2 separate regions of the Homo sapiens genome follow, and region 1 is linked to region 2. A link is an interaction called in ENCODE POLR2A ChIA-PET data of the cell type or tissue named here. Cell type or tissue: B cell. All regions are shown on one strand. Region 1 overlaps SYT11 (synaptotagmin 11). Region 2 overlaps GON4L (gon-4 like).

Region 1 (5,000 bases), 56 kb after region 2:
CACCTGTCCCCCTGCAGCCAGCCCGGTCCTGCCTTTCATTGCCTGAAGGAACTGCTACTGCCACCTGGCACACTCAGATCCATGTCACAGGGGCCAGGGAAGTCCAAGAATCTTGAAGAATATTAGACACATTTGTGATTGTGATTTAGGGTAGAGGTGGCCCTCAGGACATCTGGCCCCAAGAAGGGTTTATTGAGGTTATGTTCATCCACCTAATACAAGGGCTCCTTGGCTAGAAAATCACTCTGAAAGAGGTTCTGCTAATTATAGGAAAACTTGGTGAACGTCAGAGCATAAACAAGACACTGCCACAACATCTTGTGGTTCTCAATGCCAGGATACAATGAGACATCCCAGAGTCCAGCCCTGAAGGGGTTTTCGCATCCTCTGAGACTGGAATCAGAAGGTGTGAATAGAAATGGAAGCAGTGGCCTGTTTCATCCCCTTCTCTCCCCTCCCCTGTCCCATCTTTTTTCCTCAGGGCTCTGCCGACCCATTCTGCTGTTTCCGTATTCCCTTCACAGCAGCTCCCATCCTCTACTCCTTCCCTTGTCTACCTCTCCTTGAAGGAGGAGCCTTTCCAATACACCCTTCCCTGTGACTCCAACCTTGGTAAAGTCACCAACCAGCTGGACTCCTCCAGACAGCTATACACTTGCAGCCCAAGGCTGGGAGTAGAACATGGCTCTGTGCCAAGCTGCAGCTGGGAAGAGACTGGCAATGAAAGGGACTGATTTGGGCTGGGAACAAAACAGCCTCAAATCAAGGGCACTGGACACAGCACAGACAATGGCATTTGCTAAGCTGCCAGGGGCTCTTGGCAAGAGCCACATTTCTTTCCACTTTATTAACTCCCTTGAGGAGGGATAAGCCAGGGCTAGGATCCTGAGCAACACATGCCCTGGAGAAGGCCCGAGATAGGTTACCCAGAGCCTGTGCAGCCCCACCCTAGAGCCTTCCAGCCTCCCAGGCTTCCTAAACCCATTTTCCCAACCAGTGCCCGTAGGCAGGACTATGTTCCATCTGAGCCATGGCTGTCATCTCCCTAGTCACTCATCCACTAGGTTCCCTAGAAGTGCAGGCTGCAAATGTCTATCCCAAATCCTCCCTACCATAGCAAAGTAGGATCTCTCCTTGGTGAACGTCAGCTAGAGCTGCCCTGGACCATGCCACACTGGCTGTAAAGGGCTTTTTCCTGGTCTGGATTACATAGACCAGGAAAAAGCTACTGCACTCTAGCCTGGATGACAGAAGGAGACCCTGTCTCAAAATAAAAAATAAAAAATAAAAAATAAAAAAATAAAAGAAAATATGGCCAGGCACAGTGGCTCACCCCTGTAATACTAGCACTTTGGAAGGCCAAGGCGGGAAGCCCAGGAGTTTGAGGTTGCAGTGAGCTATTACCACAAACTGCACTCCAGACTGGGCAACAGATCATGTATGTGTATTGCAGGGAGGAAAAGGGGGATGGGATTGAATGTTAAGGTTTTGTTTTCCCATGGTTGTGATTTAGGCTAGAGGTGGCCCTCAGGACATCTGGCCTCAAGAAGGGTTTATTGAGCTTATGATGGTCCACCTAATACAAGGGCTCCTTGGCTAGAAAATCACTCTGAAAGAGGTTCTGCTAATTATAGGAAAACAGACTATCCCTTGCCTAAGTATTATTTCTTCTGAGTGTATTCTTTAGGACCACTGTTCCTGTTCCTCTGTTCCACTGAAGGAGCAAGGAGATTGCCCTCAGAGAGCCGAGCCCCGCAGCTCTGTCAGGCATGAGAAAATCCTTTCTCCCCCTTGTCCTTCTGCTTGCCTGCCCCCCAACAGGGCCTTTGCCTCACTAGGCCAAGGGGCTGGGAAACAGAGCTTGCTCACAGCCTTCAATGGCTCTTTCAAAAGAAAGAGCCATTGACATAGCTACTTGGAATGGGAATTGGGTAGAAAGAGAAAGGGAGGGAGCTTGAGGGAATGACATTAAATTGCCTTCAATGCAGAATGGAGTGGCATTCAGGTGGTGTTGTGGCTACAGACTTGGGCATCACAAAGCGGCGCTGAGTGGGGATGGGCATGCTGCCCGTGTGAGATGGCACAAGGTGAAGGAGGGATCAGATGGAGGACAGTTGCCTGAGGAGTGATTTTAAGGGAGAAAAAAATGAAAAGGGTAACCAGAAGTTGTCAACTTTCCCAAAAAACTAGGAAAGAGGCATGGGGATTTTGATTAGGAAGATTTTCCTAGAATGGATGATTTAGGATACAGAATTTTAAATAAGTAATCGGGAAACCTAAGCTATAATCTTGTCATTCGTGTTATTCTTGCAAATAAAACTGTGCTTTTAAAATCAGATGTCGGCTAGGCGCGGTGTCTCAGGCCTGTAATCCCAGCCCTTTGGGAGGCCGAGGCAGGCGGATCACAAGGTCAAAAGATTGAGACCATCCTGGCCAACATGGTGAAACCCCGTTTCTACTAAAAATACAAAAATTAGCTGGGCGTGGTGGCACGTGCCTGTAGTCCCAGCTACTCAGGAGGCTGAGGCAGGAGAATTGCTTGAACCCGGGAGACAGAGGTTGCAGTGAGCCAAGATCACGCCACTGCACTCCAGCCTGGCGACAGAGCAAGACTCCGTCTCAAAAAAAAGAAATAATGAAACGTTGCTTTTCCCCCACCTATCCTTCCTCTGTATATAAAGTTAGAATCATATTTAAAGACTGCATATTTAGTATTTAGATACTCAGTATTGAAGGATGGCCCCAGAAATGGATATATCAAACCTAGCTAACATTTTATTATTATTCATGGAAACAGACGGGAGCAGTAGCCAAAACAATGCAAAAGTCCTTTCTAGATCAGTGCCGTCTAATGATGATAGAAATGTTCTATATTTGCACCATGCAGTGTGGTAGCTACTAGCTACATGTCGCTATTGAGCACTTGAAATGTGGCTAGTGTAACTGAGGAACTATAATTTTAATTTTATTTAATTTAAATTAAAATGTAAATAGGCACGTGTAGCTAGTGGCTACTGTATTGGATAGCTCAGTTCTGAATGTTTTGGAATCCATTCAATTTTCTTTTCCATATGGGATTACTTTTCATTTGATGTGGCTAATAGTAAAAATGAGTTTATATTCACTGATTACATTCTGATTTCTGGCAAAAGGAAAAAGCCCAGAAGTATACTGGTTGGCAAGAGCAACCAGACTGTAATTCAAAACTGGCTGAGGGCCAGGCATGGTGGCTCACGCCTATAATTCCAGCACTTAAGGAGGCTGAGGTGGGCGGATGGCTTCCACTCAGGAGATCAAGACCAGCCTGGCCAACGTGGCGGAAACCCCAGACATGGTGATTCACGCCGGTAATCCCAGCTACTCAGGAGGCTGAGACACCAGAATCGCTTGAACCCAGGAGGTGGGGGTTACCGTGAGCTGAGATCGTGCCACTGCACTCCAACCTGGGTGACAGAGCAAGACCCTGTCTCGAGGGGAAAAACAAACAAAACAAACAAAAACACATTGGCTGAGGGACCAAGCATGGTGGCTCACACCTGTATTCCCAGCACTTTGGGAGGCTGAGACGGATAGATCACTTGAGCCCAGGAGTTTGAGACCAGCCTGGGCAACATAGCAAAACCCCATCTTTACCAAGAATACAAAAATTAGCTGAGCCTGGTAGCACATGCCTGTAGTCCCATCTACTCAGGATGCTGAGTTGGGAGGATCACTTGAGCCCTGGATGTCAAGGCTGCAGTGAATGCACACCACTGCACTCCAGCCTGGGCAAGAGAGTGAGACCCTATCTCAAAAATAAAAATAAGGCCGGGCGCGGTGGCTGACGCCTGTAATCCCAGCACTTTGGGAGGCCGAGGCAGGCGGATCACGAGGTCAGGAGATAGAGACCATCCTGGCTAACACGGTGAAACCCCGTCTCTACTAAAAATACAAAAAATTAGCCGGGCATGGTGGCAGGCGCCTGTAGTCCCAGCTACTCAGGAGGCTGAGCCAGGAGAATGGCCTGAACCCGGGAGGCAGAGGTTGCAGTGAGCCGAGATCGCGCCACTGCACTCCAGCCTGGGTGACAGAGCAAGACTCCGTCTCAAAAAAATAAAAATAAAAATAATAAAAATAAAATAAAACTGGCTGAGGATACTTTCCATGGATACGATTAAGAGCTGACAATAGGCCGGGCATGGTGACTCACGCCTGTAATCCCCGCACTTTGGGAGGCTGAGGCAGGCAGATCATGAGGTCAGGAGTTTGAGACTAGCCTGGCCAATGTAGCGAAACCCCGTCTTTACTAAAAATACAAAAATTACCCGGGCATGGTGACATGTGCCTGTAGTCCCAGCTACTCGGGAGGCTGAGGCAGGAGAATTGCTTGAACCCAGGAGGTGGAGGTTGCAGTAAGCCATCGCACCACTGCACTCCAGCCTGTGTGACAGAGCGAGACTTCATCTCAAAAAAAAAAAAAAAAAAGCTGACAATACATATGTTATGGGTAAGGACAAAATGTGGGGCTTCTCTCTAGCAGAGAAAAAACATGAAAATATTTTTAAAGTTGATCCCCTTTTGTATTTCAATTTCAAAAGCTAAGGAGTGGGTTTAAACCTTGGTTAGATTTTTTTTTTTTCTGAGACAGTCTCACTCTGTCGCCCAGGCTGGAGTGCAGTGGCACAATTTCAGCTCACTGCAAACTCCACCTCCTGGGTTCAAGCGATTCTCCTGCCTCAGCCTCCTGAGTAGCTGGGATTACAGGTGTGCACCATCATGCCCCACTAATTTTTTGTATTTTTAGTAGACGGGGTTTTACCGTGTTGGCCAGGCTGGTTTTGAACTCCTGACCTCAAGTGATCCGCCCTCCTCGGCCTCCAAAGTGTTAGCATTACAGGCGTGAGCCACCATACCCAGCCTAGTTAGTTATTTTTTATGCCCTGTGAGAGACATTTCCATATGCTCCTAGGACGAAACATAGACTCAATAAATTTTTAAAATCATGTGAAATATCACAGTTT
Region 2 (5,000 bases):
ATGCCCCTACCTCATTCCACAAAGTCTGAAGTATCTCAAGAGAAGGAATCATAAAATATCAATCACTCAGCCTGGCCAACATGGTGAACACCCGTCTCTGCTAAAAATACAAAAATAAGCCAGGCGCGGTGGCGTGCACCTGTAATCCCAGCTACTCGGGAGGCTGAGGCAGGAGTATCACTTGAATCCAGGAGATGGAGGTTGCAGTGAGCCGAGATCACGCCACTGCACTCCAGCCTGGGTGGCAGAGCGAGACTCTGTCTCAAAAATAAATAAATAAATAAATAAAATCCATCACTCAACTAGTTACAGTAACAGAAAATAAAATTTAAATAGAAACTTAAAGGCCAGGTGCAGTCAGTGTCTTATGCCTGTAATCCCAGCACTTTGGAAGGCCGAGGCGGGTGGATCACTTGAGGTCAGAAGTCCGAGACCAGCCTGGCCAACATGGCGAAACCCCATCTCTACTAAAAATACAAAAATTAGCCAGGCATGGTAGCGCACGCCTGTTAATTCCAGCTACTCAGGAGGCTGAGGCAGGAGACTTGCCTGAACCCGGGAGATGGAGATGGCAGTGAGCCAACATCGCACACTGCACTCCATGGGCAACAGAGGAGACTCAAAAAAAAAATCCTAAAGGTGGGGACAGGGATCAGATCACTATCCTAATCTGCATTACAAAGTGTAAGGCCTTGGTCTAAAATCCTTTTACAAAACAATTCAAAGAACACATTAAGAAACAAGTCAAAGAACATATTAACACAGCAATGAAAGGGAACGAAGTATAGCTAAAACCAATAGTATAAATGAATCTCAAAAGCTTAATGTTGAATTTTAAAAAGCTAGGAACAAAACATATAAACATGGGTCCATTTATATAAAGTTCAAAACAGTAACAATTGAACTACAGTGTGTAGAGATACATATTGAGGTGATACAACTATAAAGAAAAGCAAAGAAATAATTACTAAAAGGCAGGGTAGTGGTTATTTTTAGGGGGAGGGAGGTGATTGTGACTGGGGAGGGTATACAGGGGTTGTCCTAGTAATGATATATTTCTTGACTTTGCTATGAGTTTCATGAGGATTTGCATTATAATAACCAAAGCTATACATTTTTATTCTATGCACGTTTCTATGCTGTATTTCATAATACAACAAATTCTAAAATTAAGGGAGTATAAAGGGCAGAAAAACAGCTTAAAGCACAGAAATGAGCTGAAAAAAGAACCATGTCTCAATCCTCTCTACAAGTGACATTACTAAGGAAGCAAAGTATACCCTGCTCTATTAAGACAAATATTACCAACTAACATTCACTGACCTCTTCAGCAGTTTCATCTTCTTCTTCATCATCCGGCTGGTATTCTTCATCTGAGGAATCATCTTCTTCAAGGTGGATATCCACAAACTGAGGAGGCTACATTAGTACAATTAGAAAGAAATGAAGTAATGGGAAACACAAATCATACGTATTTGGAAAATAAGGGGAAGAAGCAGGGCAGAAAAAAAAAAAATCCTAAGAGCATAATGTACAGCTAAAGCAAATAACACGAGGCAGAGGTTAAAGTGAATTCCATGAGATACAAACCTAAGAGTAATAGAATGGAAAAAAACAAAGCTGGAATTAAAACAAAGATTGATCAAGAAAAGTTAAAGAGGAAGTACTTAAGTTTCAAAACCGATGAAGTCTTTCTGGAAAAGAATAACAATTATTTCTTCCAAGTTTACCTTAATTTCATTGGCCTTCTTAATTGGTGAAATATTCCATGTTGGAATTACCTACCAACAAAGAATATAAATAATTAAGTTATCTTAACTGAAATAATTGTTTTTCATGTTTACTTCCTCTGTACCATCACTAACAGCCATATACTTAACAAGTAACTGCAGTGATCTAGAGGTGTTGATTATCCCTGAGGGTATACTCTCAATTATTTGTCAGAGTTAGAAAGAAGAAACCAGGAAAGAATCTATTACTGTCATTAGCATTTCTGCCTTACACCTGGTAAGCCTCACTTCTTTCTATAAATGAAGAAAACAATGTCTACCTTGTTCATATCACAGCTGCGGTTTACATGGAACAACAGATGTGACAACTATTTATAAACTATTAAACTACACAAACCTAAGATATTTTGGTTACAGTAGTCTTTTAACAGCAATATATTTTTGTAATCAGTTACATGAATCCACCATAAGTACAACTCCAAAAAGCCAGCCATGAAAAGCTTTTATGGACTATTCTGCCTATGGGGTAGCCCTGCTCTGCCTATGGGCTTTTTTTTTTCTTAAAAAAAAAAAAAAAAAAAAAAGCTTTTACCAGGGCATTTAGGGCAAAGTTTCATGTTGTCCACACTTATTTTTCCAATAGTACAGGAAAAAACAACACAGAGAGATATAAAGCAAATATGGCAAAATATTACTCTTGGAATTTAGATTCATTGTAACAATCTTTCAACTTTTTGAATGTTTGAAAATTTTTATAAGAGCTAGGGGGAAAGTTTTTCTTGTTTTTGTTTTTGTTTTGAGACAGGATCTTGCCCTGTTGCCTAGGCTAGAGCAGCAGCACAATCAGAGCTCACTGCAGCCTCAAATTCCTGAGCTCAAGCGATCCTCCTGCCTCAGCCTACTAATTAGCTAGGACTACAGGCATGCCTCCTCACCAGGCCTCACTAATTTTTTAAATTTTTTGTAGAGATGGAGTCTCATTAGGTTTCCCAGGCTGGTCTCAAAATCCTGGGCTCAAACAATCCTCCCACCTTAGCCTCTCAAAGCACTGGGATTATAGGTGTGAGCCACCACATCTAGCCTAAAGAACTTTTTTAAAGTTCTTATATACTGCTGATAAAATGCCATTGAGGATGTATAATTTCTTGACCATTTAATTGTAACCCAACCAAAAGCACCTTATGAACAAAAGCCAACTGGCCATTAGGTTCTGTCTCTAAAAGGAGTCTTAGCTTCTCAAATCAAATCAGCCCTGCTATGTTCTGACCATTTATCTAGTGCTGTGTAGGTGGGACCAATATAGGGTAAAGGGAATGATGTGATTCAGGCCCATTTCCCTTTCCTACCTACTGCCAAATCCATTAGAAAGGCAAGCCAGCATTCAGAAGTGTGTTGGAGTCAGTCTAGTAAGAATTAAGAAGGCCAAGTATAGCGGCTCATGCCTGTAATCCCCCCATGTTGGGAGATCAAGGCAGAAGGATCACTTGAGCCCAGGAGTTTGAGTTCAGCCTGGGCAACACATTAAGACCCTATTTCTACAAAAGAATGTTTCAAAAAAACCAATTAGCTGGACATGGTGGCACATGCCTATAGGCCTAGCTGTCTGCGAGGCTAAGGCAGGAAGATCCCTTGAGCACAGGAAGGAGTTCAAGGCTGCAGTGAGCTATGATTAGGCCACTGTACTCTAGCCTGAGCAACAGAGCAAGTCACTGAAAAAAAAAAAAAAAAAAAGAAAGAATTAAGAAGCAAGAGACCTACATTTTAATACTTGCTCTCCTACGTAAACTATACCGTCTTGGATGGCCCAACTTCTCCACATCTATATTCATGGCCAATAAACATAATTCAGAGCCTAATTTGATCTCCTTGGATTTTTTTTCCCCAAATCAAATAAAGAATTAATGTTAATTATATTCTTTTTTTTTTTTAAGACAGAGTCTTGCTCTATCACCCAGGCTGGAGTGCAGTGGCATGGTCTCCGCTCACTGCAACCTCTCCCTCCTGAGTTCAAGCGATCCTCTCGTCTCTGTAGCTGGGATTACAGGCGCCCACCACACGCCCAGCTAACTGTTGTATTTTTAGTAGAGACGGGGTTTCGCCATGTTGGCCAGGCTGGTCTCAAACTCCTGACCTCAGGTGATCCAGCTGCCTCGGCCTCCCAAAGTGCTGGGATTACAGGCATGAGCCACCGTGCCCAGCCATGTTAATTATATTCTATATGTCAAGTAGACTTCATAGAACTTCCTCACTGATGGCTGCTTTCATCATAGCTACCACCTATTCATTTGTGAACACATCCTAGAGAAAGATGAAATTTCAATTTATGCAACAAGAGTTAGTCAACCAGACCAAAAAAAGTGATGTGATTGCCAAAAACAAAGGTCAATTTGACCTTAGGCTACATTAGGAGAAATATGTAATCTGGAACACTGTGGAGATAATCTAACTACTAGTCAAACCATATCTGGTTCAGTAGAGTCTTCTTTTGGCATACTTTTAAAAGGATATGGGACGGGCACAGTGGCTCACGCCTGTAATCCTAGCACATTGGGAGGACAAGGCGGGCGATCACATGGGTCAATTGGAAACCAGCCTGGCCAACATGGTGAAACCCCATCTCTACTAAAACTACAAAAATTAGATGCGTGTGGTGGTGCATGCCTATAATCCCAGCTACTCAGCAGGCTGAGGCATGAGAATCGCTTGAACCTGGGAGCCAGAGGTTGCAGTGAGCTGAGATCGCACCACTGCACTCCAGCCTAGGTGACAGAGTGAGACTCCATCTCAAAACAAAAAGGCCAGGCACAGTGGCTCATGCCTGTAATCCCAGTACTTTGGGAGGCCAAGGCGGGCAGATGATTTGAGGTCAGGAGTTTGAAACCAGGCTGGCCAAACATGGTGCAACCCCATCTCTAATAAAAATTTTAAAAAATACAAAAAAATTAGCCGGGCATGGTGGCACGCACCTGTAATCCCAGCTACTCAGGAGGCTGAGGCAGGAGAATCACTTGAGCTTGGGAGGCAGAGGTTGCAGTGAGCCAGAATTGTGCCACTGCACTCCAGCCTGGACGATGAAGCAAGACTCCCAAAATAAAAAGGGGGGGAGAAATTGGGGGATGTATAGCCAAGAAAAGAATGTTATGAAATAACATACTAGTTTTCTTCAACTGTAGGAAAAGTAATGTGGAAGAATACACCAATTCCTTTTCTTGCTTTTTTTTCTAGACAAGGTCTCGGTCTCATTACGTTGCCCAGGCTGGTCTTGAACTC

What was found. ChIA-PET counts read pairs that join two places held together with the same protein. Peaks named below come from ENCODE experiments on the same cell type or tissue, not always from the same donor. Only the 100,000 strongest peaks of a DNase experiment are listed, where the experiment ranks them.
Region 1: POLR2A ChIA-PET joins it to region 2 with 7 read pairs; 4 of 35 experiments call an interaction of 5 or more read pairs at or near these places.

What each region holds. Positions count from the first base shown.
Region 1 is chr1:155,870,804-155,875,803 of GRCh38, forward strand. The region is part of intron 2 of SYT11 (synaptotagmin 11); the gene reads left to right. Among named protein-coding and RNA genes, the nearest start is that of SYT11, 14 kb to the left of the region's middle. In B cell, no CTCF peak of the experiment used is centred here; no DNase peak of the experiment used is centred here.
Region 2 is chr1:155,814,482-155,819,481 of GRCh38, forward strand. GON4L (gon-4 like) reads right to left here. Exons shown (of 32, transcript NM_001282860.2): 7 at 1,731-1,781; 8 at 1,324-1,419. Among named protein-coding and RNA genes, the nearest start is that of GON4L, 40 kb to the right of the region's middle. In B cell, no CTCF peak of the experiment used is centred here; no DNase peak of the experiment used is centred here; H3K27ac peaks cover 362 bases.